Linked DNA regions of Mus musculus: all the other regions are linked to region 3. The links are chromatin loops, found by intact Hi-C in ENCODE. Cell type or tissue: heart. All regions are shown on one strand. Region 1 overlaps Synpo2 (synaptopodin 2). Region 2 holds the start of Synpo2 (synaptopodin 2). Region 3 overlaps Sec24d (Sec24 related gene family, member D (S. cerevisiae)). Region 4 has its middle 9.1 kb from the start of Sec24d. Region 5 overlaps Synpo2 (synaptopodin 2). Region 6 holds the start of Sec24d (Sec24 related gene family, member D (S. cerevisiae)).

Evidence for each region. A loop is a pair of places that touch in the nucleus more often than their neighbours do. Peaks named below come from ENCODE experiments on the same cell type or tissue, not always from the same donor. Only the 100,000 strongest peaks of a DNase experiment are listed, where the experiment ranks them.
Region 1: a loop joins it to region 3, with 2.6 times the contacts of the local background. A loop is called at or near these places in 3 of 42 quality-filtered maps.
Region 2: it touches region 3 in a loop (6-fold over the local background); 26 of 42 quality-filtered maps call a loop at or near these places.
Region 4: it touches region 3 in a loop (4-fold over the local background); 6 of 42 quality-filtered maps call a loop at or near these places.
Region 5: it touches region 3 in a loop (7-fold over the local background); 41 of 42 quality-filtered maps call a loop at or near these places.
Region 6: it touches region 3 in a loop (2.5-fold over the local background); 6 of 42 quality-filtered maps call a loop at or near these places.

Annotation. Positions count from the first base shown.
Region 1 is chr3:123,104,509-123,109,508 of GRCm38, reverse strand. All of the region lies in intron 4 of Synpo2 (synaptopodin 2), which reads left to right. Among named protein-coding and RNA genes, the nearest start is that of Myoz2, 72 kb to the right of the region's middle. In heart, no CTCF peak of the experiment used is centred here; no DNase peak of the experiment used is centred here; H3K27ac peaks cover 907 bases.
Region 2 is chr3:123,232,703-123,237,702 of GRCm38, reverse strand. It overlaps Synpo2 (synaptopodin 2), which reads left to right and starts at 1,554. Exons shown (of 5, transcript NM_080451.2): 1 at 1,554-1,800. The coding sequence starts at 1,696. In heart, a CTCF peak has its summit at 3,016; DNase peaks (open chromatin) are centred at 1,512 and 3,382; H3K4me3 peaks cover 3,472 bases; H3K27ac peaks cover 3,111 bases.
Region 3 is chr3:123,319,707-123,324,706 of GRCm38, reverse strand. The region is part of intron 8 of Sec24d (Sec24 related gene family, member D (S. cerevisiae)); the gene reads right to left. Among named protein-coding and RNA genes, the nearest start is that of Sec24d, 55 kb to the right of the region's middle. In heart, a CTCF peak has its summit at 2,384 (motif pointing right); a DNase peak (open chromatin) is centred at 2,886; H3K4me3 peaks cover 416 bases; H3K27ac peaks cover 2,210 bases.
Region 4 is chr3:123,255,912-123,260,911 of GRCm38, reverse strand. No RefSeq gene overlaps it. Among named protein-coding and RNA genes, the nearest start is that of Sec24d, 9.1 kb to the left of the region's middle. In heart, CTCF peaks have their summits at 4,120 and 4,701; a DNase peak (open chromatin) is centred at 4,461; H3K27ac peaks cover 527 bases.
Region 5 is chr3:123,163,362-123,168,361 of GRCm38, reverse strand. All of the region lies in intron 1 of Synpo2 (synaptopodin 2), which reads left to right. Among named protein-coding and RNA genes, the nearest start is that of Synpo2, 70 kb to the left of the region's middle. In heart, no CTCF peak of the experiment used is centred here; no DNase peak of the experiment used is centred here; H3K27ac peaks cover 3,113 bases.
Region 6 is chr3:123,264,963-123,269,962 of GRCm38, reverse strand. Sec24d (Sec24 related gene family, member D (S. cerevisiae)) reads right to left here and starts at 2,467. Exons shown (of 23, transcript NM_027135.2): 1 at 2,427-2,467; 2 at 210-369. The coding sequence starts at 327. In heart, no CTCF peak of the experiment used is centred here; DNase peaks (open chromatin) are centred at 2,022, 2,652 and 4,942; H3K4me3 peaks cover 2,496 bases; H3K27ac peaks cover 1,979 bases.

The DNA.
Region 1 (5,000 bases), 220 kb after region 3:
CTCTGTTGGTTGGTTTTGCTTGCTCCTTCCCTCTTCCTTTCACCTTTGTTAACTCACGAAGTCCATTTCTGTTGTCAACAACAGTGATAATGAATCCCCGAGGGTGCCTTGTGTTGAGTACCTGAAGATCTATACCCAGAGGGATCCACTGCATGCTTTATCCACTGAGGGAATCCCAGCCACAACTGAAGGACTGTGCTAAATTTTCCTTCCGAGAGGCTCAAGCCTCCCGTCCCAGCAGGAACAAGGCGCTGTGAGCACACAATATGAAGATTCCAGGAGGCAGGCAGGTAGCATGGAAATACAAGCCCAGCATTTGCCCCTGTTTTTGGGGGGAACTACATTGACACCATAACCTAAGAACACTCACTAGCCTATCTCTAATACTTCGATCATAAACAAGTTCTATTTTGAGAGTAGCTAATACACAGTGTATGTATTTAGACTATCCACTGTCACATTTTTTAGAGCTATGTTTTATCTTGCACATTTGGATGATCATTCTCGAACTCGTAAACTGCTATTATGTACAGTGATTGTTGACAATACCACGTGTCAACAATCCCATTTAATATGCACAAGAAGAAACTAATTGTAAGCAGGGGGAAACACGTCTAAGCTATAGCTAGTTATGTAACATAAGCTGGCGTCTTTTATTCTAGAGCAGTGGTTCTCAAACCTTCCTAATGCTGCGAACCTTTATACAGTTCCTCATGCTGTGGTGACTCCCCAACCATAAAATTATTTTGTTGCTACTTCATAGCTGTAATTCTGGCTACTGTTATGGATTTTAATGTAAAATATATGATATGCAGCATATCTGATATGCGACCCCTGTGAAAGGGTTCTTGGATCCCCCAAGTTGGGAACGGCTCTTCTGGTTAGTGCCAACATCTCTCAGTGTAGAACAACTGCAGATCACCCCACAGCCTGTACTAGAGCATCAGTAGTCACATCTGCAATGTCACAGACGATTCTCCTTTAAAGGAATGAACCGGCACCTGAGGCTGCTCTCCTGTTTGCAGTCACTGGGAGAAAGAATGTGAATGGTCTCTGCTACCTCTGAAAGGGCAAAGCTCTCCGACACAGCCAGTGAAGCCCATTGTGAGCACTCAGTGTTTCCCCAGTGTCACTTAAGTCATTTAGCGCTCACATCTCAAGGTGAGTTCCCCTGAGTCAGCTGTGCTCTCTCAGGAGTCCCCACCAACCAGGCAGGAAGGAAGGGCACTTGAAATCAAGGTCGGTAAGAAGTGACTGTTTTCTGAAAGGCTTAATTCTTCACAGGCTTTCAGAAGGAAGCCAGGAGAGCACGCTCACCTCACCTGAAGCAGAGCTGTTGCGTTTGCTTTTAAACGTTTTACTGTGCGTGTTCATGAGAAAAGTATGTAAATTCCAACCATCGATATTCCCAGAAACACTGGCCCCTGATGGTCTTATGTCCCATATCACTGGACTCTGGGGAACACAGAGATTTTTGTTAACACTTCAAAGCTGCTGGCGGAGTCAACAAGTATTCTGGGAAAATACCAAGTTGAAATTCTTCTCTTGACTTCCTACCAGAGTTGGCTTCCAGCCACAAAGCAGACCAGCAAATTCCCATAAGATCCAAACAGCAGGCAAAAGTGCTGAATGACCAGACACCGCATCTCACCCCGTGAGCTTCCATTCCTCGAGGCAGGAGCACTGATGTGCAGTTGTTTCCTCGACAAAGTCACTTTCTAAAATGTTTAAAGTGTGTGGTCCATACGATGTGTGCACACTAATCCACCACTTGGCTCTCAGAAGTCAAAGAGCCACTCAGAGGCGATTGAATGGAGAGAATTTTAATCTTAACATTGTCAAATCTGGAGCTAGGGGTGTGTTTGGGCACACAGATGCAGGTTCCTGGGTCCCATCACCCAGACCACTGTGAGGACAGAAAATTCTGCCAGACAGGTTTCAGATTACTGATTTGGTCAGAAGATTGGCAGCTAACTCAGTATAATTGGGGGTCTTTGTTTATCTCTTTCTTGATCTGTTTATCTACATCCGGTGTAGTTTACCACTGCCGAAATGATAGTTTAGAGTCCCTAAGCACAGCCCACCAAGACCTGCTGTTCAATCTCCCTCCTTCCTGCCTCTGCCAATGGGAGCACTCAGAAATGTTCAAAGCACTCTGCAGAGATCTGATCTCATGGATCCAAAAGAAAGGTCCCTGGTATATGCATGAGAAACAGTTTAAAGTCAAAGGACAGTAGCTGGCCCTGCATGAAAAAGAAATGTGCCTCGTAGGAAGAAACAGAAAGTGTTCTTGGAAGTTGACATCAAAGAGTACAGTGCTGGGTTCTTCTTGATGGGGGAATGACATTTTGACACACTGGACAACCCTGAATGAAGACCTGCAGTCCCTATCAGGATGTCAGTTAGGGACAGAAGCTGGGGCGGCCATTCACACAGTTTCAAAGCTTCCGAGGACTAGAGTGTGGGCAGAAGGTAGGAAGGACAATTAGCTTATTGATAGTCGTAAAATATGTGAGTGTTTTACATAAACTATAATGAGAATACTGAGTTTACAAAAACTTTAGCCCGGCATCAGCTGAGTATCTTTCCTACAATACCCTTTTGATTGGTTGTCCAGGTAAAGGAGGTAGCATTTTTGTGCCCATTTTATGGATTGTTGATGGGGTTCCGAGGCACAAAGGCTGGAGACCTTGCCCTAGGTTGTACACTGTGAGCTAGCATTCTGTTAACAACTCAGTGTGTGCTCTGCCTTCCTAACCAGCCACACTGCTTTTACTCCTGGGATTTACCGGGAGAGGGAAGGTGGTTTGCTACTTAATGGAACACCTGAAATTCAGAATGTTTAATAACGACCTGTCAAATAGGAAGTTAAAAAGGGGAAATAAAACTGAAGAGCTTGCCCCCTCTGCTTCCTCTGTTGGCCTGTCATTTAGATCTACTGACCCAACTTGGAGATGTTTTTGTTCTTTCTTGGGTTCAAAAGGCTTAATGTAGTTTTTGTGCGGGTCCTGAGCTTTGGATAGTGGGTGAGGCTGATACATACACCTGCTGGCAACGCCAGTACTCTGCATCCATGGCTACATTGTTTCCACCCTGCCTTCTCACTCCAGAAGACCTGCTAGTTGTCTGCTGGGCAAGCAAATTCCGCATGAAGTTCCGTGTTGGATAAATGGCTTTCCATACAATAGGCTTGGGAAGGACCCTTTCATCCGAAGATAGACCATAAATTTATATACTATGGGAGCTTGATGGAAATGGAAATAAGTCTCTAAGAAAGACATAGCTATAAGGTGGGGGGGGGGGGGATACGGCTCTGACAGCGAGTTTGTGTGACAGGGTCACAGCCTCTGGCTAGGCAAGGGATACGATTTAGAAAATGGAGTCAGGGCTAGGAATATATAGCTCAGTGGTAGATCACTTGCCTAGCGTGTGTGTGAGGCCCTGGAATGAATCAAATAAAATAAAAACCCAACAGAACATGAAAAAGGGGGTTGGTGATGCAGGGGGTAGGATGGAGGGAAGGAGGAGGGGTGTGCACAAGAAGAAATGCAGACTAAACAAAAGGAATGATTCCTTGGCTTTATGCATCCCCCCCCCCCCGAGAGAATTCAAAGAAATTTCCTGTTAGATAGTTGGGTAATTCAAAACCCATCACTTTGGGCATCCTAACAGTACTACTAAGCAGAATTATAATGCGAGACTCGCCAGCTTCCAGTGTTTCAAAGAAGACGAGTAGTTATCACTGGGACCTGTGAGGGTGACACTTCCAGCTGAGGCAGCAGCCACCCTAGATGTACCTGGGGTGGGGGGATCAACCCTTCCTGCTATGCAGACCCCATTGGAAGATTCCCCCAAGACAGACAACCCTCCCTGTCTTAGGCTTATAATTGCTGTGAAGAAACACCATGTCCAAAAGCGAGCTGGGGAGAAGAGGGTTCATCTGGCTTACCCATTCACATTCTTGTCTGTCATTGAAGGAGGTCAGGACAGGAATTCAAATAGAGCAGCAGCTGATGCAGAGGCCATGGAGGGATGTTACTTACTGCCTTGCTCCTCGGGGCTTGCTCAGCCTGCTTTCTTATAGAACCCAGGACCACCAGCCCAGGGGTGGCACCACCCACATTGGACTGAACTCTCTCATCAAGAACTCGTTAAGAAAATGCCCTACAGACTTGCCTGTAGCTCAGCCTCCTGGAGGCCCTTTGTTTTTTTTTTTTTTTTTTTCAATGGAGGCTCCATCTCCTCAGATGTCTCTAGTCTGTGTCAAGTTCATAAAATTAGCCAGCACAGTCCCTGTCAAATACTTCCAAGCAACCGTAGACCACACCTTACATTTCAGACAAGTGTGCTGAACAGACTCCATCAAACAAATTCCCAGCCCTTGTAGGCTGGTATGTGCCAGACTGTGCTCACTGCTACCAGGACCGTAGAGGACCAAGAGAAAACGGAGATCCGTGAGAAAGAACAAAAGAAAACCCTCAAATTTAGTGACAATAATACCGAGTGACAAAAATTCCCGCAAAATTAGGAATTAAGAAGCTGTGATTTGGGGACAGGGCATTGCTCAACAGTACAGTGCTTGCCCAGAAAATATGAGGTTCCAGGATCCATCCCTGATGCTGGGGAGGAAAAAGGGACTGGTTTGATTTGGTATGATCAAAAGATAATCACCTCTTAAGTAAATTCCATGTGGGATTACCCGAGATGATGCAAATACTCTCTCAGCACACAGAGGTGCACACACACACACACACACACACACACACACGCACACAAACCCTTTTATTTTTGAGATAGAGTCTCACTGTGTGTTCCTGCCCTGACAACACCCACTGACCCATTCATTCACTGCACCTCACTGTCCCCAGGCCTGCTGCAACTCCCTCTGGGGACAAAGGGTCAATGACCCGACCTGTTTTGCAGTACTTGATCTTGCCTAAGAGGTATGGTTGCTTTCCAAAGCCAGACTGAAATCTAGGTCTCCACAGAGCAAGCGCCCA
Region 2 (5,000 bases), 87 kb after region 3:
GATATGAAGCAGAAAGTTTTGGCCAGAGCCAGAAGTGGACATGGCCCTTTAAGGCCCACCCTTGGTGACCCACCTGTGCTAGGTTAGACACAGTCACAATGATTCCACAGTCTCCAAAAGTGGTGCCACCAGACCAAGTGTTCAAACACAAGACATTTGAGCTGTAACCCCTCTAGCACTGTGAAATGTGTTTGCTGCAAAAGTCCAGCAGTCTGTGATCTTTGCCTGGTGTTAGCAGCCCCAGCAGTGAGGCATGCCCAAGTGCTCCAAGACTGAGAAAGGCAGCAACTCTGAGCTCTGCGCACCAACAGTTGTCGCTGGTGTGCATGTCCCCTGTTCTGTGATCCTCCTGAGGGAATGTAGACAGCCAGGAGCAGCAGTGCCTCCACATACCACCTTCAGCCTCAGAACAGAGAGGTTTTTTTTAGTAAACAGAGTGGAAAATGCCTCAGAGGGAGGGCTGAGGACATCCTCTCTCACTGCTGGTTCTGCTGCCCCGCCCCTCCCACTGGAACGCCAGAGCTCTGTCAGCACCTGCTCAGATGGCATTTCGATAATGTGCCTTGGGAAGGCATAAATATTCCAGGCCCACCAGGCCTTAGTGGGTCAGTAGGTAACGAGGAATCCTCTGACAGAAATCTTGTAGCACATGTCACGGTGACTGCACAAATGTTTAGGCATCACGTTGATTATCTTTGTATGGGGGGAAGAGGGGCTGGAGCTTGGGCAGCTGAAGGCGGTTAGGAGAGGGAGAGCCAGTTTTCCTCAGGGGCTGTGACACTGAGGCTACCACTAGATTATCCTTCACCCACATAGATTGGTGACACCAAGAGGACTCCGTCGTCTAACAAATGAGCACATGAAACTGGAAGGGAGTTGTAGCAGTGGGAAGAGGGGAAGGATGGGGTGGAAAGGGGCCAGGACATGGATTGGATCTAAACACATGGTATGCATGCATTCTCAGACAATACCAGCAAAATCGAAAACATCTTAAACCTTGCGATAGAAAGTTATTAGGAGATAGTTTACTGTGGAAGGCCCTCCTTCTCCTCCTCTAAACATATGTTAGTTCAGAAAAGCACAATTTCAGAAAACATTTTCAAAAATGCTCTTGTTTTATTCCCCCCACCCCTTAAAGGGTTGCTTTCTTCGGGCAGCAGGTAGAACAGCAACGAAACTTGTTTTATCTTTTCTTTCTCATTCATCAATGTGGCAAACATAGAAGTGTTTCTTTGAGAAAGTCTAACTCTCTAGTAATGAGAGAGCTTACGTTTTAGCTGCTTACTTGTGGAGGTTAAAACTCCCACAGCCCGGCTACTATTTATAGAATAATTAAATCTCGGTTCTATTCAGGTGCTGGCACGGAATCTGCTAAAGCAAGAGCAATGTTGTCCTCCCCGCTCTCCATTGGCCCCATTCTGTCCCAAACAGGGATTTTTCTTTTAGTGCGAGGCTCTGTCCTTTTAGCTGAAAAGTGGGCCGAGCAAAGAGCGTGACGCAAGAGAGGGCGGTACAGGTGCTGGGAGGGCGGTGGGGAGGCTCGGCCTCCGCGCACTTTCCCCGCAGCCGGCAGCGGGGCAGCCTTGCGTCCTGCACCCTCTGCACCACCAGCCCAGCTTAAGACGCGTCCTCTCCTGCACCGCGGCTTCCCCTGGCTTTCTCAAGCTCTTGATGCTGCCCAACTGAAAGGAGAAGATGGGCACCGGAGATTTCATCTGCATTTCCATGACTGGAGGGGCGCCCTGGGGGTTCAGACTGCAAGGAGGCAAGGAGGAGCAGCAGCCTTTGCAAGTTGCAAAGGTAGGAGGACCGAGAGAGGCTGTTGGATGCGGGGAAGGTGGGGAGGGGGATGAAAACAACCTGTTGATGGTCTTTCAGGTCATTTGCTTGTCTTCTGCGCTGTTGGTAAACTTATCGAGAATGTGGCTTTAAAAAAAAATTTTTGTGGGAAAATGTATACCATATGTCATATAATTAGCTATCAATCAACGGAGGGAATGCTAATCCTATCATGTGAAATACAGGCTGGTTAATTATCATCTGACAGCCAGCAACCTTAAGCTGCTTCCATAGCATTCTCTCCTTCATGTGTTGCTGGACTCTCCACAGAGGAGACAGGCCTCAGCTCCCCGTAACCACTGGGCATGGACATTTGGTGGGCTCTAACAAATAATTGGTAGTGACATTTATTGTGCAACAGGCGTAAAAGGACCAGTTTGGGGCAATAATCTTTAAGGTATAAAGAACTGTCATGAGATCTGTTTAAGAGACTAGCCTTTTAAGGATTTAAAGAACTGTATATTCCATTGACTATACTCATGTGGCTAAGAGCTCAAGATAGTCATAGATACTTTATTATTTTTTAAAAAATTTATTTTATTAAAATATAATTACATTATTTCCCTCCACTCTTTTTCCTTCCTCCAACTCTGCCTATGTACCCTCCTTCCCCAATTTCTGGATTCTTCTTTAATGTTTAAATATGTAAGTATGTATTTATGTATGTATGTATGGGTACATATATATGTATATATATATGCATAAACTATATAAGTACAGCCTGCTGAGTCTCGTCAGTGTATTCACAGATTCTTTACAATGCATTAATTACAGCTTTCTGGTGCACCTAATAGCTATTTAATACGTTGTTTATCTTTGTCACATTAGATTGATTTTCAGTTTAGCATAATACCCATAATCTCATTTAGATTCGAACTGGCATTCAGCTAAAATGAAGTTAGAAAGCAAGAAAGTAAAAAACTTTTCATCAAATGTTAACATGGAACTGTAGAATTCTGTGCCAGTATTGGAAGGCATCAAAGGTTACTTTCTTGTTGCATAGCTATAGCTAAAATGAATCTAGGCCTCTATGAAGCCCATGGGTCACCGCCTTTGTAGCTATATTCTTTTTTCCCTTTCATAAATGTTCCCTGTGAAGACCGACGTTTCTTTGAAAATTTCTGCTCTCGAGCATCTATTGGAACATTCTTTCTTTGGTAGTTGAATCCTGCCACCTAGTGAGAGGTGCAGAAATGGAAGTTGTGAGCACAGAACTGGAAGATGAAAGCCACTTAGATCTAGAAAGTTCCTCAGACGTCCCAGGTCTTTTAGTTCTTTTGGGACATGGTGTCCTCACCTCGAGCTCCTGTTTGGGAGGGCAGAGAGATGAAAGGATTGGAAGGGAGCTCTGCTGGAATCCTTTAGGAGCCAGGAACCAACAGCAGATAAAACGTGAATGCCAGATTCAGCACATTGCACGGCCTAGGAGACGAAGGCAGATTTGCTCAGTCGTAGCTGGTTGGTTGGCTCCCTGTCAGCCGAGATTTGGGTTCTACTTGCAGTTCGGCCTGAGGCTCGTCAATCACCAGCCCTGACTCAGTTGCCATGGAAGAGGAGATGTTGCCTGGGATAGGGAAAGAGAAACTCCAGGAAGAAACCGTTGCTCACTCACTCACTAGTCCTAACAGCATGTGCTTCAGGGTCCCCCGCCCGCTGACTGCAGTGTGGGGACAGGGGTGGCTGAGAGCTGTGGTTCTGCACAGGATTTGCCATGGCCAAGCCGGGAAGGCACAGTGGATGGTGGGTTTCTTCTGAGTTCTCTGATGCACTGGCTAGTTTAACTCTGTGAAGCCAGTTGCTGAGGGAAGGGTCCTGTGGGCCATCTTCCATCAATCTCTCAATCACCAGGCTGTGTGAGGGTCAAGAAAGAACACTGAGCGGACATTCCTCAGAAATCATCTTTCCTAAAATATCCAGGCAGTATGTTGATGGCTTTAGAGGATTGTTACGAAAGCAACTAGGTCTTCACTCTAATGATCTAATTTGTCAGAGGCTGGGGATGTAGGTCAATGGCAGAACCTGTAGGAGGTTCTGAGTTCATTCCCCAACACTCCTCCACACCACATTGTATAATTTCCTAGTTTATTTAGGGTCAATTTTAAAATGCTATCGTGAAACCTTTGAATGTTTGCTTAATTTGTGGTTTTGTGGGTACTCCACACCCTACCATCTGCTTTTTCCTCGTATGTTAATGGGTTGTAAAATGAGTTAAATGAGGTATAAACCTCAGATAACCATGACTGTGTCTTTCCCCAGACCGTGTTCATCATTGGTTCAAACTTATTATATTTGATTTTTTTTATATTTATCATACTTGTTTTAGAAAGCTAGAAAGCTTAAGTCACTAACTCAACTCAGTGGGCAAACCTTCAGGAAAGGCTCTTCACAAGGTGAAGTGAATGTCCGTTGCCTGTAGCCTGTCTTTCTCATGATGGCTGAGTGACCTCCAAGTAGGAGAGAGTAAGTAAAGGAGCTGAAAGCTAAGTGGAAGAAGATAGCTCGCAAGCTAAATAAAGAATATGCACACAAAACCCATGGGAAGAAGAGGCAGGGGTATCAAGGCAGTCATCCACATCTGCATAGTGAGTTCTAGGCCAGCTTAGGCTACATGACATCCTCTCTGAACAAAATCCATACAAGTAATTAATTTTAGAGTTAAAAAGTAGGAGCGTTTGTATAAGATGGAAAATTTAATTACAGCGAGTACTTGTATCATGCCCTTTAGCTTGTAATAAAATATTTAAACATCTAGGTTATTTTATAATCCTATGTAGAAATCCTAACTGGCTGAAATAGTAGTATAAAATTCAGCATCATTAAGATTAGGAATTTAATTACTTTTTAATTCCCAGGAAATATCTTTCTAGTAAAAAAATTAGTTACTTATGAGAGATGCACAAGTATTTTTTAACATTTGCCTGGTATACTGAACAGTATACGAACCCTAAAAAAGAGAAGAATTTTAGTGAACGTTTTCATTGACATTTAAACTGAAAAACTTAAAGTCCAAGTAACTGGTATTTTTCTCTACATCTGTAATGCAAAGCAAGCCTTTGTAACACACACTCAAAGGATACTCTTCAGGAAAGCAGATTCTTAACTCATCCCTGGAGCACGTTTATCTAGACAGAAGACCCCGTTGTATGTGTGTTTGCAAATTT
Region 3 (5,000 bases):
AGTGTGTGCAGAAATGTGTGTGTGTGCATGTGTGCATGTGTGCACGTGTGTGTGTGTGTGTGTGTGTATGAAATTCCTCCTTCTCCAGAGCCAGCTAAGCTGCTTGCTTTCCTTAGCCAGGGCTTTGCACCACACCTTCCCCAGCAGTGTCTTCTAAGAACGCTTTTACCTTTGGCCTCTATTCCACTCCTGCTCACTCTCCCCCCCACCTTTTCTATTATTAGTTCTGCTGCCATGTCGCATGAGTTTATCAGCATGTAAGTGACAGGGTCACGGAAGGTCAAGGACTAGGATGAACTTGTCTCTCCTGTTTTAGGGCTATCAAGGGTGTGGAATAGTCTATTGATACTATTTTTATTAAAATGTCTTCATTGAACAAAATGTATCCTTTTTGTGTACGTAAAATTACCGCTCAGAGTTGGCCAACAGGGTCCTATAGACTGTGCAAACATTGCAGGCTATTGCCAGGTCTACTGGCTACTCTCCACCGACTGATGGTTAGACCCTATTGCTAAAGAAACTAATATCAAATATGTAGAAATCGCACTGGTGCTAAGTAGAAGTTTCACTCCTAGAATTCATAGTTACTCTCTGCATGCTAGTTGGGGAGAAAAGTAATCGTTAATGTTGCCTAGCTACCAACCCTAGGACCTACAATAGCAATCAGCCTACTAGCACAATAGTAGCAGAAACTTTATGCACATCACTGAGCACTTTTTGCTTGAATGTTAGGCCTAATCCAGGAGATAGAACCCATACCTGATACTGCTAAGGTGGCCAGGAACCTGACACTAGATAGGTCATGGGCCTACAGGAAAACCTACTGCTTGTTATAAAGGGACACAGCAACAAAATGACTCCTGATAACACACTGCTTTACCCACACATCAGAACACTGCTCAGCCCTCATCAGAGAAGCCTCTTCGTGCAGTAGATGGGAACTGTTAACACAGAGACCTACAACTGGACACTGTGCAAAGACTAAGGAGACGCGGGGGCACTCAGCCACCCCCACACAGATATGAGATCTCCATCAACCCCTCCTTCTAGGCTCACGCATCTCTGTGGAAGAGGAGGTGGGAAGATTGTGAGAGCCAAAGGTGATGGATGATGGCCAGGAAAACAGCTTTTTGTTGTTGCTATTGTTATTATTGTTGTTTTGTTTTGTTTTTCAGACACAACAGGATGGATGCACCTCTGAGTTCACAGAGCCCGTGGCAGCACACAAGACCTGCGCAGGTTCAAACCAGACACAATCTCAGCTCTGAGAAGGGGAAGTGGACACGAGACCCCACCCCTAAGAAGCGGTCTATAACTGGTATCTGCGAGTAAAGAAAGAAAAAAATCGTTTTCTCCAGTGGAGTGTCTCTAATTCTATCAACCACGTTTCAGGGCAGGCTCCGTGCCCAGGAACAGCAGGCCAACAGAAAACGAATTCTGTGTTTTTGATGTGTGCACTTTGTGTTTTAGTAATTTTTTTGTGTTATTGGTTTTTGTTTGTTTTTATTTTGGCTTCTTAATGTTTTGGGTTTCTTTTTTTGAAAGGGAGAAGGAGACGAAGAACATGAAATTGGCTGGGGGGGGGAGTAGAGAGGATCTGGGGGAGTTTCATACTAAAATATGTTGTATGAAAAAGAACATTTTAAATAAATAAAAAGTTACTCAGCATTAATATGCTATCATTGATTAAAAACAAAATAACTTTGGATTATTTTCCTACATTAAAGAACCAGGTATTACAGGGTCAGTCAACATGTCCTTAATATCATTGATACAGTATTGTGAGCGTCCCTATTTTAACGATCAGGTTGCTCTCGCTCTTTCAGGCAGTGGTGACAGTCTTGCCTTGGTCTCTGAGCCACTATCTGCCTGAGCGATGCTTCCCGTGCACGGAGCAGACAGGTGACAGACAAGCATGAATGTGCCGTTTCTTTAAGGCCGGGGCATGGGCAGAAAGACCACATTGCCCAACGCCACCAAGAAAAGCTATGGAAGGAGATGTAATACCTGTCACAGATTCCATCTTCAAAGCAAACTCAGATGAGATGCTCAAGAGGATGAATCCCTGTGTAGGAAAACCCATGCAATTTTTTGAGATCTTTAGGCTTTTGTTTGGGCTTCTGCATTGTTACAAACACTGTAAATACAAAGTACATTGAGAGTAAGGGCATAAGCTTGTAATTCGGGCCATAGGGAGGCCTTGGGAGGAAGATTCTAGGTTGAGGGCAAGCCTTGACACAGATCATGTGTCCACAAAACTCTAGACACATAAGTTTTGCTGTAGATTGTCTATCCTAGGACAGAGAGGGGTTACAGAAAGCTGCTAAACAATAAACCCAGGAAGCCAAAAATTTTAAATTGTTTTATAGAATGTGTCCACTAGGTGGCACCATGAGACTGAAATTGAAAACATTTCCCCTGTGGGTAATGTCCAAGATAATGGTCACAACCACTTGTCTAACTTGAGTAACATTTAGCCAAACTTAGAGCAGCTAGTACTTCATAAAATTAATTTATAAATTTTATTAAAATTATCCAACAGTTTAAAACTATTCTAAAACAAATTAATAAAAGATAGATTAATATATATTATAGACATATATTTCATAGAAATTAAGACAGTTTACCAAACTTACTAAGATAATAGGAAAAACTGTATTTTAAATGTTTCTACTATTTTACCAACTTCTCCTTGACTCTGCATAGGAAAACAAAGATGCTGTTGAGACTGAAAGGCACCAGCACAACAGGCAACGTCATAGTAACCTAAAAGCCAAGGGTGTAAAGAGGCCAGCACTCCCACAGCGGCACCCACCTCCTGTTCTGTACCCTGGCAATCAAGGGACACAGCAACAACAGAGCGGACAGTGCCCAGTGCTGAGTCATGGCTCTGGGCAGCACTGTGATGGAGAGGAGAAAAGCACAGTACTGGTGCTGATGCTGGTACGAGGCCCAGCAACCACGCCTAAGATTAGTCACCTCCTGGCCAATGGCAGCCAGGATACTGTGGGTGAGCGCCTGCCCAACTCTTCTTATTTCTTGTCTTTGCCTCACTAGACACTTTCCTTAAATTTTTAATTAATATATAATTACATCATTTCCTCCCTTTCCTTCCCTCCCACCAACCCCTCCCACGTTTTCTCCCTCCAATCCTTCCCTCTTCATTCTCTCTCACATTCATCAACTCCCTTATTTAATATATATTAATATATTGATTAATTATGTATAATTAACCAATATTTTAATATATTGACTTTTATATATCCATGTATGTAAGTATACCTATGAGTACACACACATATATGCACACATATAAATATATAGCTATAAACTACTGAGATCATTTAGTTTTGTTTGTATGCATAAAATTTCAGGGTTGACCACTTGGTATTGGATAACTAAGTATGAGACCCATCTCTGGGAAAGAATAATTCTGAGAAATGAGAGGGAAACACCATCCACAATATTGCTAGAACAACATGGCTGCCTAAAGAAGACCTGAACAATGACATCACCAGTAGACAAGCTACCATAGAAGGGTAAAACTGCACGAGCCCCCTCCCTCCCCCAACCCCACCCCTCCCCCACCTCTCCCCCATCCCTAAGCACATTCTTTACCTTTTAGCCCCATTCACACGCACAAGCGCGCGCGCGCACACACACACACACACACACACACACACACACACACACAAGTTCTCTTCCCCACCCCCACCTCCAGTCACTTTCCCTCTTTTTCAGTATTTCTTTCCACAAATTGCATGATCTTGTTTGAGGAGAGTGTGTAAACATTAGACCGTGTGTTGTTAGTCTCCATCCCAGAAGACTGGTGGACACCCTGGTTCCTGTACAGCTCGAGGAGCGACTTTCCCGACTCTGCACCCACGCACATAGCCTGGCAGCACAGGGTTCAGGTTTGTTCCTCCTCACACGGGGCTATTGGTTTGCCAGTGACGTCAGCAAGCCCTGCCACTAGAATGAATTCAGCGTTGCGTGGCATAATCTTTAAAAGTTTCAAATGGAGTGCTCGTACTGGTCCCAAACTCCAGATCACAGGCTGTGTCCGGGGCTTCATTCTGGGCCAGTATCTTCAGAAACCATCCCAGAGTCCCTGTCTCTGGCTCACGACCTCCAGCTCTGACGTCGCAGAGCACAGGGTCACATGATCTGAAACCGGAAGGCCTTTCTCTGGGTGCTGCTTCACAGCCACATTAGCCTCAAGTTTCTTCCACAAGGAGACCCTCAAGAGCGTAGGAGTTCTGGGTGATCCTCTGGCACCTGATGCCCCTGCTGGAGCTGACCATAAGGATGATTCAATAGTTCAGATGCCAGGGCCTTCATGAATAAGAGGGCAGTCCTACCATAAAGCTAGCCTGAAGTCCCAGAAGCAATCCCAATCTCAGCCTCTGCCTCTGGCAGCCTCTGAATACACAGCGCCGTGCCCGCAGCGACGTGCCTGCAGCGATGTGCCTGCCCGAAGATTTTTTTTTTTTTTTCTGAGTGATACTAAACATCACACCATTTATCGTTTACATACAACTCAAAGATCACATTTATATTTTAAAGAATTTTTGTAGTTGGCTCTATTGCACCATTGAGGGGAAAAGTGTAAAATTATTCAAACTCACAAAAAGGTAACTTTCTGGAAGTATAAGATTAAGTTACTCTGCCTTGGGGTGGGGGTGGGGGGAGGGTAAACAGCAGCACATGAGATAAAGAGATGGCTCTGGATGGCCTCTTCAGGTTCCATATCCCCAGTGTTGTGAGTCACAGCTAAGGTCACCCCCCATTGATTCTTGGGTATCTTCCCTATCCAAGGTCTCTGTCATGTCCTCTAGATGCCCCCTCCTTCTCACCCCTTCCAGCTACAGATCTCCACTCATTCTCATGGCCATCTGGCCATCCCTCCTGAGTCTCTTCTCATACCTGATCCTGAATCCCCCCCCATCCCCCTCCCTCCCTATCATCTCTCCCACCCAATCCCCCCTCCCCTTTTTATT
Region 4 (5,000 bases), 64 kb after region 3:
CAGAACACCCGCCTGGCACTTTGAATGACTGTAAAATTTAGATAAAACTTGGGTAAAAACGAAGCAGTTAAATACAATTTGATTCTCTATGCCAGTGCTTATAACTGTTATAGAAAGTATACCAGTGACTCCACTGATAGAAATAAAAATAAAATAGAAAAAAATAGAGCCTTGATAGCAATGTATTAAAACTTGCCATTTTGTAAATCCCTAAATAACTTCCTCTGACCCTTGTAACTTGTTGAAGGTTTCCAGCGCCTTTTTTCCAGTTATGAAAAAACATCCAGCCACAGAAGCGTCTAGCCAAGGGGATCTACTGTAAATTGCCACAGCTGATCACATGTCATGATGTGGCAGAAGTTTGGCTTAGAAGATAGTGCTTTGTAAAATCACCTTAATAAAAGGAATCTGAACCCAAACCAACACATAAGTTAATACTACCTATGTGCATACTGTTAACCTATGTGGCTTGATAAGCCCCCCAGGTAAGCCTTATAGAAAGCACACAGTGATCTACCATAATAAATAATTTATAATTTGCCTTTTAATAAATAAGCAAAACTCACTGGCTCCTTTACAAAACGGAACCTACTGGTTTACACAAAGCGGTAGACTCAGTGTTGTGCCCAGAGACTGACCCGACCCACAGCACCTGTTCTGCTTGTGTAGAGTTGTTATCATCGGGTAAGTCTTATCATCTCCTCGGTTATCCATTTAGGAAGGAGGCTGACAAGCTTTCCTCTTAGCGTCGTCTTTAAACTTGATAAGGTCATAAATGAGTGGCAGTAAGCAACCATGATCCTAACAGGAAGGACCAGGCTGATAGAAGTACCTGCCTTTACCTATGTCTAACCAGAAATCCTGCCTAGACTTGGCGTGCCCAATTGCTTGGAAGTCTGTCATAATGTTTGTTATTTTTAGGGTTGGTTAATGAAAAGGCTCTGTGAATATAGCTGGGTCAAACTCACTGCAAGGGAGTATAGCAGGCATGCCTTGGGGGTTTTGCTTGATTCCTCATTCTGCCCAGGTTTGAGAAGGCAGTTGAACGACTTTGGAGGTATCTTGGAATCAGTTTGCCCCATCTGCAATGAGATGAAAGAAAAGAGAGAAAGAAACCTCCGGTTGGCCTTTACCTTTCTCCACCCTCTTTCTCTAATCCACCTGAATGGGCAGCCCAATCTGACACCAGGGAGCAGCTAAGACAGTCTAGTTGTCCCAGGGAGAGGCTGGAGTAAGTAGTAGGATTTCTACCTCTTACCCATGACTCAGCACCCTTCAATCTCCTGGTTTCCTCCTTTAGTAAGCCACATAAACTGTAAACCACTCTTGTAAAACACCTTTTAATACAGATCAATTTATCAGTCTGTTCCTTTAGAGAACCCTGATATAGAACCAGGTCTCTATGCATTTGCTCTGCTTAACACTGCATCCTGTGCACAGCTAAGCCTGCATCAGTTCCTTCCCTGGGACTCTTCTGCCCTTTTTGAATAGGTTTTCCTGGGAATTCCAGCTTCTAAGATGTCTGTGTTTAAGACTCTATTCTCTCTGGGTGCAATTTTTGGTTTTTTTTTTTTAGATGTTAGAGACAGTGGTGATACTTACGGATTTTAACATTTTAGATGATGATGTTCAGGGTAGTGTTTTAGTGGTTGTGATGACCTCTGGGTTTCAGTGTCTCAGTTTGCCTAAAATAATCCCCATGCTCATTCTCCAGATATAACAACTAGGTTGTCTGGTCATAAAGGCTGCTGGGGCCAGTTTGATGGGTCTGCCCATTGTTCAAATTTCCACTACAGACTCACATAGCACATAATTTCTGTTAGTTAATATTTGCACGGCAGAACTCTCACCTTAGCCTAACCTTTCCCTGTCAATCTCTTTGGTATTCCAGACAATTAATTATGCCTTGGCCTGAGGTTCTGGTTCTCAATATGTAGCAAGGTCCCAGGCTGCTAATCAGCAAGGACACTGAGATACGAGGGGAATTAACGATTAATCCATGGAATATGTGCCCAAAATAGCATCTGGATAGTCCTACCACAGTGAGCCTACAGAGTGCCCTGAACATGCGCCAAGAGTGATGGGTGACAAATTAAGTATGGAATATCTGGTTCTATTAAAAAAGCTAATGTTGGAAATGTCACTTGGTAATGTGTGAAAATTTCTAACAGTGAGCTTTAATGGTCAAACATTAGTGCTATTTTAAGATGGTTGTATCAAGTTCACGCCTGGATGTATGTGACCCAGGAAAATATTTACATGTTGTTCTGTGAGGCACAATTTCTGACTTAGATCACATGGTTTCACATTTAAATTTTACTCATTTGCACTCCACGTTTTCTTGTGATTATACAAAAAGCTGAACAACTATATTTTTAATTGGATGTATTAACAGAATAACTTCACAAACAGATGGTAAGATGTCATAGCAACACACCAGGTGCCACAGCAGAAAACCTTCCAATCTCACAACCAAAGTAAATGCCACAGTTGTCAAATTGTGTACATACTTGCTATGGTCACACAGGGGACTTGGACTAGATAGTTTACACATTTTGACATTAAAATAAAAATAATTCAGGCTCAACACAAAATCAGGTGCTTCCTCTGCTACTAATATTAGTCAAATTTGAGAATGCATAAGTGTTTAAGCAACCTCTTTTTAAATGGAGTTAAGAACTAGACAATAGCATAATACTTATTTATGTCTTCAAATTTTCTTGAAAATATCAAATGGAAAGTAGACAGAATGTATCAACCTTTGAAACAGTTAGCAAGTTGCATTGAATATCAATACTTACACAGAGGTTGATATCTTGGCTAATTTTTACTAAAGCAAAAGAAAAATTAACAAGTTTTTCAAAAGCCTAAGTGATAGTGAGGTCTGAATTTTATATTTAAATTTAATACATGAAGCTTTGGTGAGAATAATTATTCTGTCCATATCATCTCATTGTCTGTTTTAACTAATCTCTTTACAGTTAAGATACAACTGACACATAGAGCTATCACCAATGTTAAGTATTCAGTTTCTTGCATAAGTATATTCTTATGCAACTGTCAATTACATCTGTCTCTCTCCCTCTTTGCTCCATTTCTCTCTCTTCTCTTCTCTTCTCTTCTCTTCTCGTCTCTTCTCTTCTCTTCTCTTCTCTTCTCTTCTCTTCTCTTTTCTTCTCTCCCATATTCCCCAAAGAGCCTTCTCCTTACCACTTATAGCAAAATTCTCTCCACCCCCACCCCACTCCCCATGGTATTGTTACATAGCAAATTGCCTCTATTTGAGTGCATAGCTGGACTTTTTGAGCATATTTAAATATAATATGTTTGAAAAGAATAGTTTTCTCCTTTTTTGCTGTTGGAAAGAATGTGAGAAAGAAGGTGCCCAGAACCTTCAATAAATAAGAAATATGAGCATTCGCCTTTAATTTTTATACTCATTGTGTTTCAGATAAAGTATATAAATTTATTTTGTTCTTAAAAGTTTATAAAATCAGCTGGGCATGGTGGCGCATGCCTTTAATCCCAGCACTCGGGAGGCAGTGGCAGGTGGATTTCTGAGTTCGAAGCCAGCCTGGTCTACAAAGTGAGTTCCAGGACAGCCAGGGCTATACAGAGAAACCCTGTCTCGAACCCCCCCACAAAAAAAAAAAGTTTATAAAATCATTTTCTTTGATTTGGGTGAAATTTTCTAAAAGACACTTACTGTGGGACTGGTACAGTTTATAAAAGCCATATAAAAACATACAATCTCTTTATACATTCTTTCCTTATAAACATAAAATGTATGCCTTTATTTAATAATTTTTAAAATCTTCTCTTTAAAATAATTTATTAGTAAACATATAATCAAGTTACTTTCTGATTATAGTGTACTAAACTTAGACAACCTGCATACTATCTGCCATCTACAAATACTGTAATCTTTCTCCAGCCATTAAAGGAACAGCATAGGGCTGGAGAGATGACTCAGCAATTCAGAATGTAAGCTGCTCTTAAAGAGGATCCTGGTGGGGACTTCTGGGTTGGACAGAGAAAAAGAGGAAGCAAGAGAGAGCGAGGGGCTTTTTGGACGGGGATAGCAAGAGAGCAAGATGTAGTTACTAGTGTCTCCACCAGGATTCGCCACTGGAGAATTTAGAATGAGTGTGGCTTACAAGATTAGGATTCTAGTTGAGCCCAGTGATTGAGTTACCATTGTTTCTGAACTAAGTTTGTGTTGCGTTTTCCTTCACACAGTGGTTCAACTGGGTTCAAGAGAAAAAGGTACGGTGGCAAAGCACGGGTTTGCCAGATGTGCACCACAAAGGCTGTGGGAGTTTTTGAAGTATGGGGCTGGGGTGGTAGTGACCCACCAGTGAGAACTTAGCGAGCTGGGTGGAGAGATTTTTGGAGCTGAGTCAGAGAGTCTCCATGAGAGATAAGAACTGGCTGTCAAGAGTCCCCAGGCTGAGAGTAGCTGAGAGAAGCGCGGGAACTTGGAGTTCTTTTTAATATTTACCACAACAGGTGGCGAACCACTGTGTTGGGCAATCCAACTAGAAATTTAAGATTTACGATCCACTAGAAATTTAAGATTATTAGCCTGAGAGAGTGTTTTTCCTTTCTTTTTTTTTTTAAGTGAGTAGCTGAGTAGTGCTGAGTCATGTAGACTTGAGTGTGGAAATTGGAACAAAGAAAGCTGGCTGAGCCCCCTGCTGTGGGGAATGCAGGCTGGTCTGAGTCAGGAGACAGAAGATGGAAGTTGCCTTTTTCTTAAGGCAGAGATTGATTGAACTGTGAATTTATAAAATTGGGATTATTTGCTTTTAGGATAGACTTATATATAGATTCTGTCCGAATCACGTGGGGAATTTCACCAGCGGTTTGGAACTAATATAGGGAAAATTAGTCACTGACTCCAAGTAGAGAGGACAGTTGATAATTACCTGCTATAAACAGGTATTAATTAATGTCTGTAGCTCCAGATAGAGAGATCAACAGATAGATATTATAACAGG
Region 5 (5,000 bases), 160 kb after region 3:
GGGAGAAACCTGAGCGCCACACCTAATTCTTTTCGTTGGTTCCATCCTCTTCTTAATTTCTAGATGAACCTTCTTGGGTACCACATTAGTTCATCACTACTACCACAGGCTTCTAAGATGGCCTCTGGTTCTGCTGCCTCCCTACCCCTTTCTCCACAGAAGATGTCTTTGGAAATTTCCTAGAATATCACTCTGTGTTATCACCAAGTCTAACACTTTCCAATAGTACCTCAAACCAATAGTTACTTCCATATTGCTTATGTTTTACTGTAATGGTGGTTACCAGTTGGCTCTCTCTCTCTCTCTCTCTCTCTCTCTCTCTCTCTCTCTCTCTCTCTCTCTCACACACACACACACACACACACACACACACACACACACAAAGGAGTGTTGATACAAATATGATCTCTTCGAAGAGGTACCACCCAACTGCCTCTATCTCTGATTTCTGGTTGCTCTATCACCTTCTATATGGTTCCTAGTTGATATGTCATCTTATAGGTCATTGGCTTCAACTTAGCTACTGCTCTCAAATTGCCTTCATCTGCAGTGATACCAGACCCAGGGTCAGTGTTCAATAAACACTTGTCTTTTAAATTCCAGATATACAGATATAAAACAATAGAGGATTACTACTCAGATGTTTGGTATCAAAAGTCATGTGATGTGGCTTTAAAGAAGCAATGTTTGTGCCCTTGTCTGATTCCACTCTCTGGCTCTTTGGGTGTGACCTCTGTCTGAGCATTAGCTCTGCTGAGAGGGTGAGTTGTTGTCTCTTTGGGGGTTTGTGCTCATGAGTACAAGTTCCTAAGGAGGTCAGAAGAAAGCATCAGACCCCTGGAGCTGGAGTTTACAGGTGATTGTGAGCCACCTGATATGGGTGTTGGGAATGAAATCTGGGTCTTCTGCAAGAGCGGTATGGATCTAAACCACTGAGGCATCAACCTAGCCCCTGGGAAACAGTTTTTAAAAAGAAAAGCCACAGGTTTACCCTGAAGAATATATTGATAGGAGTAAGAAAATAAAGAGGAATCATTTAAAACACACACACACATAAAGTGATTAGAAAAGAAAACATGATGTAGCCAAGTGTGAAGTCCCACTTACTGACAGAGAGAACACTGCCACTCGGTCACAAAAGTGCTAATGGATCTCGGATACGCTGTGCTCTTGTGTTAAGGTCAATGCTCTTGTCACTCATTCGGGAACAACTGGACATTTCTGGCAATGCAAAAATTAATTTAGCTATAAACATAAAATAATAAAGTAAACAAGGGCAGGAGGGATAACTGGGATAATATAATGAAAATATCCCTGTCATACTTTCTAAAAACGTTTAATTCTGCTACGAAATGTTTGGAATTGTGGAGGGTTCCAGAATAACCCTTCTGTCCCTCTTTCTCCAGCATTGCTTTGATTTCCTAGAAAACTCTGACCTTTGTGTGTGTGTGTGTGTGTGTGTGTGTGTGTGTGTGTGTGCTACAAAGTATTAGTTGTAGAAGTCTTTTTTGTTTCAGTTCATCCTGTCCTTGAGTGGCTGAGAAATCGGAACCAGAGGGTGAATGGCAACATTAGGAACTGGCAAAAGCTTCCATCTGTCCCAAGCTGCTCCAGCACTGTGCCCATGTTTGGGTTTCTCGAGCAAATCCACAGTAGTTTGGCAAGTCCCACCTCTGGAAGGTGACACGCACCCTTCTCCTCACTACCCATTAGCCACGATTCTGGCCTGGGAGCCTGGAAGCCTGCCACAACGTCTAGAATTGGAGAGTAAGTTGAGACCTTAGTGACATCATGAGGGAGACTATGGCTAAAGAACTACAGTGTGCCCAGGTTAGCAAGCTTCATTGGAAGGCTATATTTCATCTCATGATATGCAGATATATAAGGCAGGCAGGGGCCATTTTTGAAAGGAGAAAAGAAAGTGAAAAAAATATAAGTACATTCAAGTTAGAAGTGGGTTATTACTTTTTCAAGATAGAAGTGGGTTTTTGATTCTAAAGAGGCCCCCTTTTGCAATTCCGTCAGTGGGAGAGTGAAGTATTAAAATCCCTCCCACCTGGGCAAGCACGCATGCTCATAGGTCATTCCAGTGAGTGTGCACAATGTCGGTTCTAGTCCTATCTAAGGGTTTATCATCTTGGGATTCTGAAGGCTGGAGCAAGAGGACCATGAGCCTGAGACCACCTTGAGCTACCTAGAGAATCCCTGTACAAACAAAAAGAAGGAAAGGGAAGAAAGGAAAATATGAGTTAAACAATGGATATATTTATACAAGCCACGAGAGAGAGTAAGCAACCTTTTATCCTGAAATGCAGAATACATCTGCAGCAGCAGTAATAGTTCCATACCAGATCTGTATGCATGTAGGCCTGGCCCAGTGTTTTGTGTTTCCATCTTTAATCTTTTCAAACACCAGTTCTTCCTTCTTCCTTCCATCCATTATGCGCAGAGGAAGGTGGCTATTGCTGGCTTTAGCGTAGCCCAGCCTCAAACTCCTGCAAATCCTCCGTCTCTCAGCCTCTCAGAGTGCCGGGATCGTGGGCACGTACCACTCTGCCCAACCTCAGCTGACATTTTTATTAGCATTTTAAATGGTATGAGTGGCATCCATAGTCCATAAAGCTTTCCTTGCCGGGATACAGTCTGCAGAGCCTCTGACCTAAGAACTTGAAATAAGCTTTTTGCGAGGCTTCCTAGGAAACCTCTCTTCCGCCATCCGGGCCCTGCCCCTAGGCGAAATCTGGGAGGCCAGAACTTCTCTGAGCTTGAAGTGTGAGGGCATTTACCTCATGTCTGGTCAGGTGATAAGATGGCTCTCCCTGAGGAGGGATGGCGCCTATGCTGATGTCTGCAGCATCGGCAGGGGAAAAGGCCCTCCCATCAGCCAGCCTGTCTACCAGGCTTCTGAGGACACCCAACCCAATGCCACCCGATATTGCAGGTGCTAAAAGGAAACATACAGGACAAGAGAAGGGCAGAAAACAATTAGATTAAGGGAAGATATTAGCTGAGGAAGGTTTTTAGTTTGACACATTAGGGCTCCACGCTTAACTCTCCTCTCCTAGTCTCCTTCCACTTTCTGTCTCCTTCTCTCCCCTGCTCCCTCCCCCACCCTTGCATCACCTTTTCTCCCCCCCCCACCCCCATTCTATTCTTCCTTCCTCTATCTAAAGCAGTTCTAATGGAAAAGGGTCTGTGGAAAAATCCACTCATGTATTCATTCAAAAACTAACTGTAACTAACACCGTAGAGAAACAAAATTGTTACAAACAAGAAAACCTGTACCTTCAAGGGAGTTTACAATCCAAAGTTTCTTGCCAAAGAAAGTTAACCTTTATGTAGAACATGTGTTGTTTTTCCCAGGTGCTAGCTGGGGCCTCCTGGCCTCCTGAGTTCTGGCTTTCCTCTTGGAGGCCAAGAAGGGCACCCAGGGTCCTGTCCTGGGTGTCACCAGCTCTAGCTTGGCTTTCCTGCTTTCTGGGGATCTTTTATCTCTTTTGTTCAAGATTTCCAGACTCTCCCACACTCTCTATCCCCAGTCCCCTTCATGTCTCATATGAAGCAGCCACGAAAACAAGGCTGATAATGTCTTGTAAACGCTTGAGCTGAAAGCTTTTGCATCACAGGAGAGCGCAGTGATAAGGCTGAGATGGCACAGTGCACATTTATGTTCTGGGTCCGTTTGAATTCACCGCTGCAGAGCCTTCTCGCTGGCAGCGTGTGAGCCTCTGCCAATCTTCTATCCTTTCCCACGCTGACAGCTCACGCCCGGTCCTGAATGGCCTTCCACTTTCTTCCAGGCTCCAACTTTTTGCTAGTCTTGCTTGCTAGTATATTCCTTACCATAAATCCTCCAAAGTCAAGTTCAAATGCATTTCCTTTTCACCTTAATCTAGCCTGGTGCTCAGCAAAGACGCCTTTCAGAGCTCAAGACCCAGTTTCTATTCCCCATGGAAGATGGTTGTGGTTTTAATAGTGGAGAGTAGGCAGACCTGGGGAAGCCAGACCCAGAAACTGCTTTTTGTGAAGTGGGGGTTTAGGGAGGATAAACTGCAGGGTAGAAGATAAGGCAGCTTGTTTGGTTTTGTGACCTTTGGGCTGCAGGGTGACAGAGAAGCCAGATTAACTATTTCTGTGACCTCCTGAGTCTCCAGAAGAGGGCTGGTTGCTTTATGGAATTCCAAGGGTCGCAGGGTCCTAAAAAATTATGGGCCATTTTTATGGCCCTGGTTTGGGAATGAGGGGTTTCTTTTGCATATAAGTAGTACTTAAGCAATATATATTACATAAGAATTATAGTGTGTATATTCTTACATAATATATAAGCATCATATATGTTATATAGGCATATGTAAGCAACCCAAAATATCTATGCAACCCAGAGCTAGTTGGACAGCTGAATGAGGGAAGCTCTGCCTCTACGAGTTCTCTTAGGAAGCCTGCAAGTTGATCAAGTGCTGTCCTGGTTTGTCCCCGTTGTGCATCCTATAAAAAACAAAAACAAAAAACAAACAAACAAAAAAAAAAAACAGTAAGTTGAATAGATCGATGCGGTTCTTGGCATTCTTGAAGCCAGTGGCAGAGTAGGTCCTTTCATACAAAGCTCGGAGTTATTTACAGAGAGAATGGTAGTATTTAAGGAATTGGTCTTTAAAAGAGGAGCATCTGGCCCCTTCTTAGCCAGTTACTGCGGCATAGTAATCACGCATCCTCACTTAGCATTGAGTGGTTTGCAGAGCTTAACCTGGTGACTTAATACACTCACATCACAAGTGGATATTGTGAAATATTGATATTTCATTTCAGAAAACAACAATGTAGGTGGTCCAGCTTCACTGTAGAGCCCTCTGATATCCCAGCTGATGTGGCTGGCTAATTCATTCCTCCTGTCCTCTGTATTGATCTCTGCTGTTTGCCCTGTGCTCTGGGAAGGACAGCCCTGAGGAATGATGTTCACTGCGCTTCCCTAAACCCTTGCAGCTGACTGAGTCTGCAGTCCC
Region 6 (5,000 bases), 55 kb after region 3:
AAACACTGGTCCAGGCACAGGAAAGATATGAAGAAGTCTACGTTGAAGAAGTAGATCTGTGAGATAAGTGCGTGTTTTGCTGTACGAGGCTCTCCAAATGATGCTGTTATATCAAACCACGGCTTCACTCAATGACTACCAACTAAGATATCCCACGTCTCTAAGCCTGAGGATTGAATAGTCATATATAAGTAAAAAGAATAATTTACCTGGTGGAGAGGATGCATGGGACGGGTCCCCATAGTGTCCGTAGTGAGGGGGAGAGATACCCATTCCAGGCTGGGACTGAGAATAAGGGGGTGTCGCCACATAGCCTTGTTGGCTCATGATGAAAATATCATTCCAAAGAAGAGCTACTGCAGAATAACCCTGCAGAAGTAAAGGCGAGAAGTTAGCAAGAGGATTTTAGATATCAAATGCTACTAAAAATAGAAACGCAATCAAGAAACATATCAGATGTCTTGAAGAAAAGTAAGTGTGTCCATTCTGGAAATAATCTTCATTTTATACAACACTCTTATCATAGTTATTATCCCCTGAATATGGCTTAAGACATCTCTTAGGAATCCAGTAATGTCATTTCGGGGGTCCCAGGAAATTTCACAGGCACAGATCTGAATAGTAATTGCTACCACGTTTCCCCTGGATGCCTGAATTGCTTTGAACAGTCTCTCATTAGTATTCCTACAACTCTGCATCTTGGTTTCCATGGTCACATTTTGAGAGCGCACCATGCCGTTCAACTGACTGACCACCATGATTACAAGCAGTCTGATGCTTCACAACCTGGATCTTCCTGGTGCCTTCTAATTAGTCTACTTAATCTGTACTTAAGACAAGGAAAAGCCATAGTCCAACAAATATAACCTGAGATAGACATGATGATAGTCTTTGTGAGTCATAATGGGACAAGCCAGTGGCAGCTCCAACCATCTCCGTCCAAGATGCTAGGGCTTCTCTCTAACTTAGATGACGTCACACCTCTAAGAACATAGGCACCTATATTTAAGGAGCTAAAAAAAAAGCCTTTCATATGTGGGTAGTCATAAACAATCACAAATATAACAGTCCCATCTTGACTCTATTCAGAGCCCAAATGCCAATTAGCTTTACACTTTATGTTTCCATGTTTTGCTAAAACAGATATCTCCTAGAGAGGTTTTTAAAAGATACTTTTGTTTATTTGGTTGGTTGGTTTCTGCAGAGACAAGGTTTCCCTTGTAGTCCTTGCTGTCCTGAACTTACTCTGTAGACCAGGCTAGCCTCGAACTCAAAGAGATCTGCCTGCCTCTGACTCCCCAATGCTGGGATTAAAGGTGTGTGCCACCATGTCTGGCTTTCAAAAAAACATTTGTTACAAGACAGGAGGTGCTCTGAAGCCTGGCAAAAGAATTATGATTTGTTTCCTATCTGCCCATGCAAAGCTTTGTGACACAGTAAACTGAAGAGGTTCTTTGGGCCTCAGTTTTCTGTTTTAGAAAATGAAGTGTCCAAAAGCCATATTAGTTGTGAAACCCTGATTCTCTAGTTTCTTTCCAGTTTCTCCATCAAGCATTTGGGTACCTCTCCTTTCTTTCTCGTTGCTGCGGTTTAAGGTAGTGGTTTAAGGTAAAGATTAGTAATACCTTCTAAGTAAGACGTGGGATCTCTTTATTCTGGAAATGGCATGCAAATTTCAAACGTGAAGACTAACATCCATGATTTAGCTTTGTTTTCATATTAAACCTTCAGCTTCCGAGTAGCAACCATGAGTATGATGAGGTCACTGTCTTGCTAACGGAGGACAGAAAGGCAGACAAAGGTCTCTAGTTCACTGTGTTCCTGACAACACTTTCCCTCCTCCCACTGCGCCTAGAGAGACGTGGCAGTCGCTTGGCCCCGTGCAGCCCAGAGCCTTCAGAAGACCGCACCGGCGCACCCACGCAGCAGCTGCGGAAGGGGAGCGGGACAGCGATGCTCACAGCAGGGGACTGGAAGCCGCCCAGCCCTCTTCCCTGGTCCTGGGAGGAATTCGCTTCCTCACCCTTCTCTGCCACGTCAAACTTCCTCACCCAGTACACCAAGTTGCAGAAACCTGACTCAGCTGCAAGCGGCGACATGGCAGAGAGCCACTTGGCACAAACCGGCCTCGAATCCAAACCCCGAGCGCTCGGATTCTACAAAGACACCCTTCCCCTTCCACTGTCACCCGGGACAAGTTCGCGTTTCCCTCTAATGATGTCCCGGAGCTGAACACTGTAGTTGCCATTTTCCCTCGGAATATTTCCAGCCCTCTCCTCCTCCGGGAACCAGAGAGCCAAGTTGATGGGGAGTCGCGGTGCAGCCGCGTGTGGACGCTCCGCACCCTCAGCCCGAACCTGCTGTACCTGTGGCTCCCCTTCCTCCCCACCCTCCTCCCTGCGCCCTGCGCCCCGCGTCTGCCGTACCTGCTCTGCACGCTCCGCGCCCCGCGCCGCCGCCGCCGAGTCGCTCTGGGTTGCTAGTGCCACGTCAGGCGCCCGGGCGCGCGCGCGTGCTGGACCCGCTCGCTCCCGCGGCGCGCCCTGGCGGGGGCGGGGCCGCACCTCCCACTGCGGTCTCGCGCCTCTTTCCGGGTCTTTTCCTCTAAGCTTTTCCTTCGCGAGGCCCCGCCTCCTCCAATTTGTCAAAGATCCTCCGGAGCCGGTGGCAGGGGACTTGGGTGGGGTGAGGAGGGCGCGCTCTGGGTTCAACAGGTGGCACTGAATCGCTGCGCTGCGCTCGCCTTACTGGAAGCGACGCGTGTCGGGGAGTGCTCAGTGGCCAGAGGAATCTGGCGCGTGGACAGACAATTTGATGACGTCTTCCAGCACAACCACAGAAGGAAGGAAGGCCCACGACAGCCTGGTTCTGTGTGAAACGAGACGCTCAGCTGAGGTGTCCTCAAGGAAGCAAAGGGTTGCAGGACCTCCGTGGGCTTGCCCACTTAACTGGGTGTGCCCCACCCACAAACAGGAACTGGCCTGTGTCAAAGGTAGATAACTTTTAGCTCACCTTTGGACAGAAACAGTTGAGAAACACCTATTTGGCCCTAAAATCAGGACCAATAGGCCACACTCCAAAAATGTCTCACTATCAGAGAGAAAGTATGAGTTCAGTCCGCAGCCGAGCTGCGAGTTTGGGGAATCTATGAAAGTTTTATGAAATAAAAGCAGCCTAGTGATTTTGCCCTCACTGTGTGCCTCCTTCTGAGGAACCAGAAATAAAAGCTCCCTAAAGCTTGACTAATCAAAAGCTACCTGAGTAACTTTTCCTGTTGCTGTGATAAAATACTCTGGCAACCACAACTAAAAGGAGAAAATGTTTATTTTGGTCCACAGTTCAAGGGAGTAATCCATCTTGATGCGGTAGCTTGAGGCAGCTGATCACTATGCGGGCACAGTCAGGAAAGCAGAGAGCAATCAGTGCTTGTGTCTGGCTCTTTTTATGCAGTCCAGGATGCCAGTCCAGGGAATGATGTCCCACACACTGGGCGGGTCTTCTCAGCTCAATCCATCTATGCTCAATATAGATCCTCTCAGACCTGCCAGGTCTTCTTTTAGAATTATCATTATCAAGACATGTTGTTGTTGTTGTTTGAGACAGGGTTTCTCTTTGTAGCCTTTGCTGTCCTGGAACTCACTCTCTAGACCAGGCTGGCCTCAAACTCAGCAATCCACCTGCTTCTGCCTCCCAAGTGCTAGGATTAAGGACATGAGCCACCATCACCCACAGTATTAGGAATTTTGAGGCAACTGTGTCAACTGTTTATCACTAAAAAAGAAACCAATTTAAAGGGTAATAATTTGCATTGTCTCAGTCTCTAAGGTTTCAGTCCTAAGTCATCTTGCTGAACTGCTATAGGTGTCTGAAGATGCAAAGCATCGTGACAGGCAGGAGGACTGACACAGTAAAGCCGCTCATGTCACAGTAGCCAGGAAGCAAAGAGGGAGACATAGAGGGTCCCCAAGCAAGCCACAGCCCCCATTCCTGACCCTGGTGAGTGATCTAGGCCACGCAACTTTCTTCTTCTTCTTCTTCTTCTTCTTCTTCTTCTTCTTCTTCTTCTTCTTCTTCTTCTTCTTCTTCTTCTTCTTCTTCCTCCTCCTCCTCCTCCTCCTCTTCCTCTTCCTCTTCCTCTTCCTCTTCCTCTTCCTCTTCCCCCTCCTTTTCCTCCTCCACCTCCTCTTCTTCCTCCTCCACCTCCTTAGATAAGACACCATGACCAAGGCAATTTAGAGAATGTTTTTACTGAGGATTTACAGTTTCAGAGGAGTAGAGCTCATAGCCATCATGTCAGAGAACATGGTGGCAGGCAGGCAGGCAGGCAGGCACGGTGCTAAAACAGTATCTGGGAGCTCACATCTCGATCCCTGAGCACAAGGAAGAAAGAGAAGCACAGGAAATGCCCCTGGCCTTTTGAAACCTCAAATCCTGCTGCCAATGACACACATCCACTAACAAGGTTAGACCTCCTAAGCATTCCCAGACAGTTCCACTAACTGGGGACCAAATATTCAAAAATATAAGCCTATGGAGGCCATTCTCATTCAAGCCCCCACATTCTACACTCTTGGCCCCAATAGGCTTGTGGTCATATCGCAATGCAAAATGCATTCAGTCTCGATGCCATTTAAAAGTCCGAATTCCAATTCTTTTCTGGGACTCAAGGCAATCTCTTAATTGCACACCCTCCTGTAAAATCAAATTACATACTTCCAAAGTAAAATTGCACAGATTATACGTCACCTTCCAAAAGGGAGAGATGGGAGCACAGTGAAGAAACACTGTACTGGAGCAAGACTGAAACCCAACAGAGCAGACTTCATAAATCCTGTAGCTCTGTGTCTGATGTCAAAGGACTTAGATGGCTCTGCCCCCACGAGCTTTGGGCTGGTTCTGCTCCCTGTGTGCAGCTGTCTCTGGCAGACATCCCGTGAGTCTAGCACCTCTAGCATCCTGGGGTCTTGGATGCAATCCAGACTACACTTTCACAGCTTCAT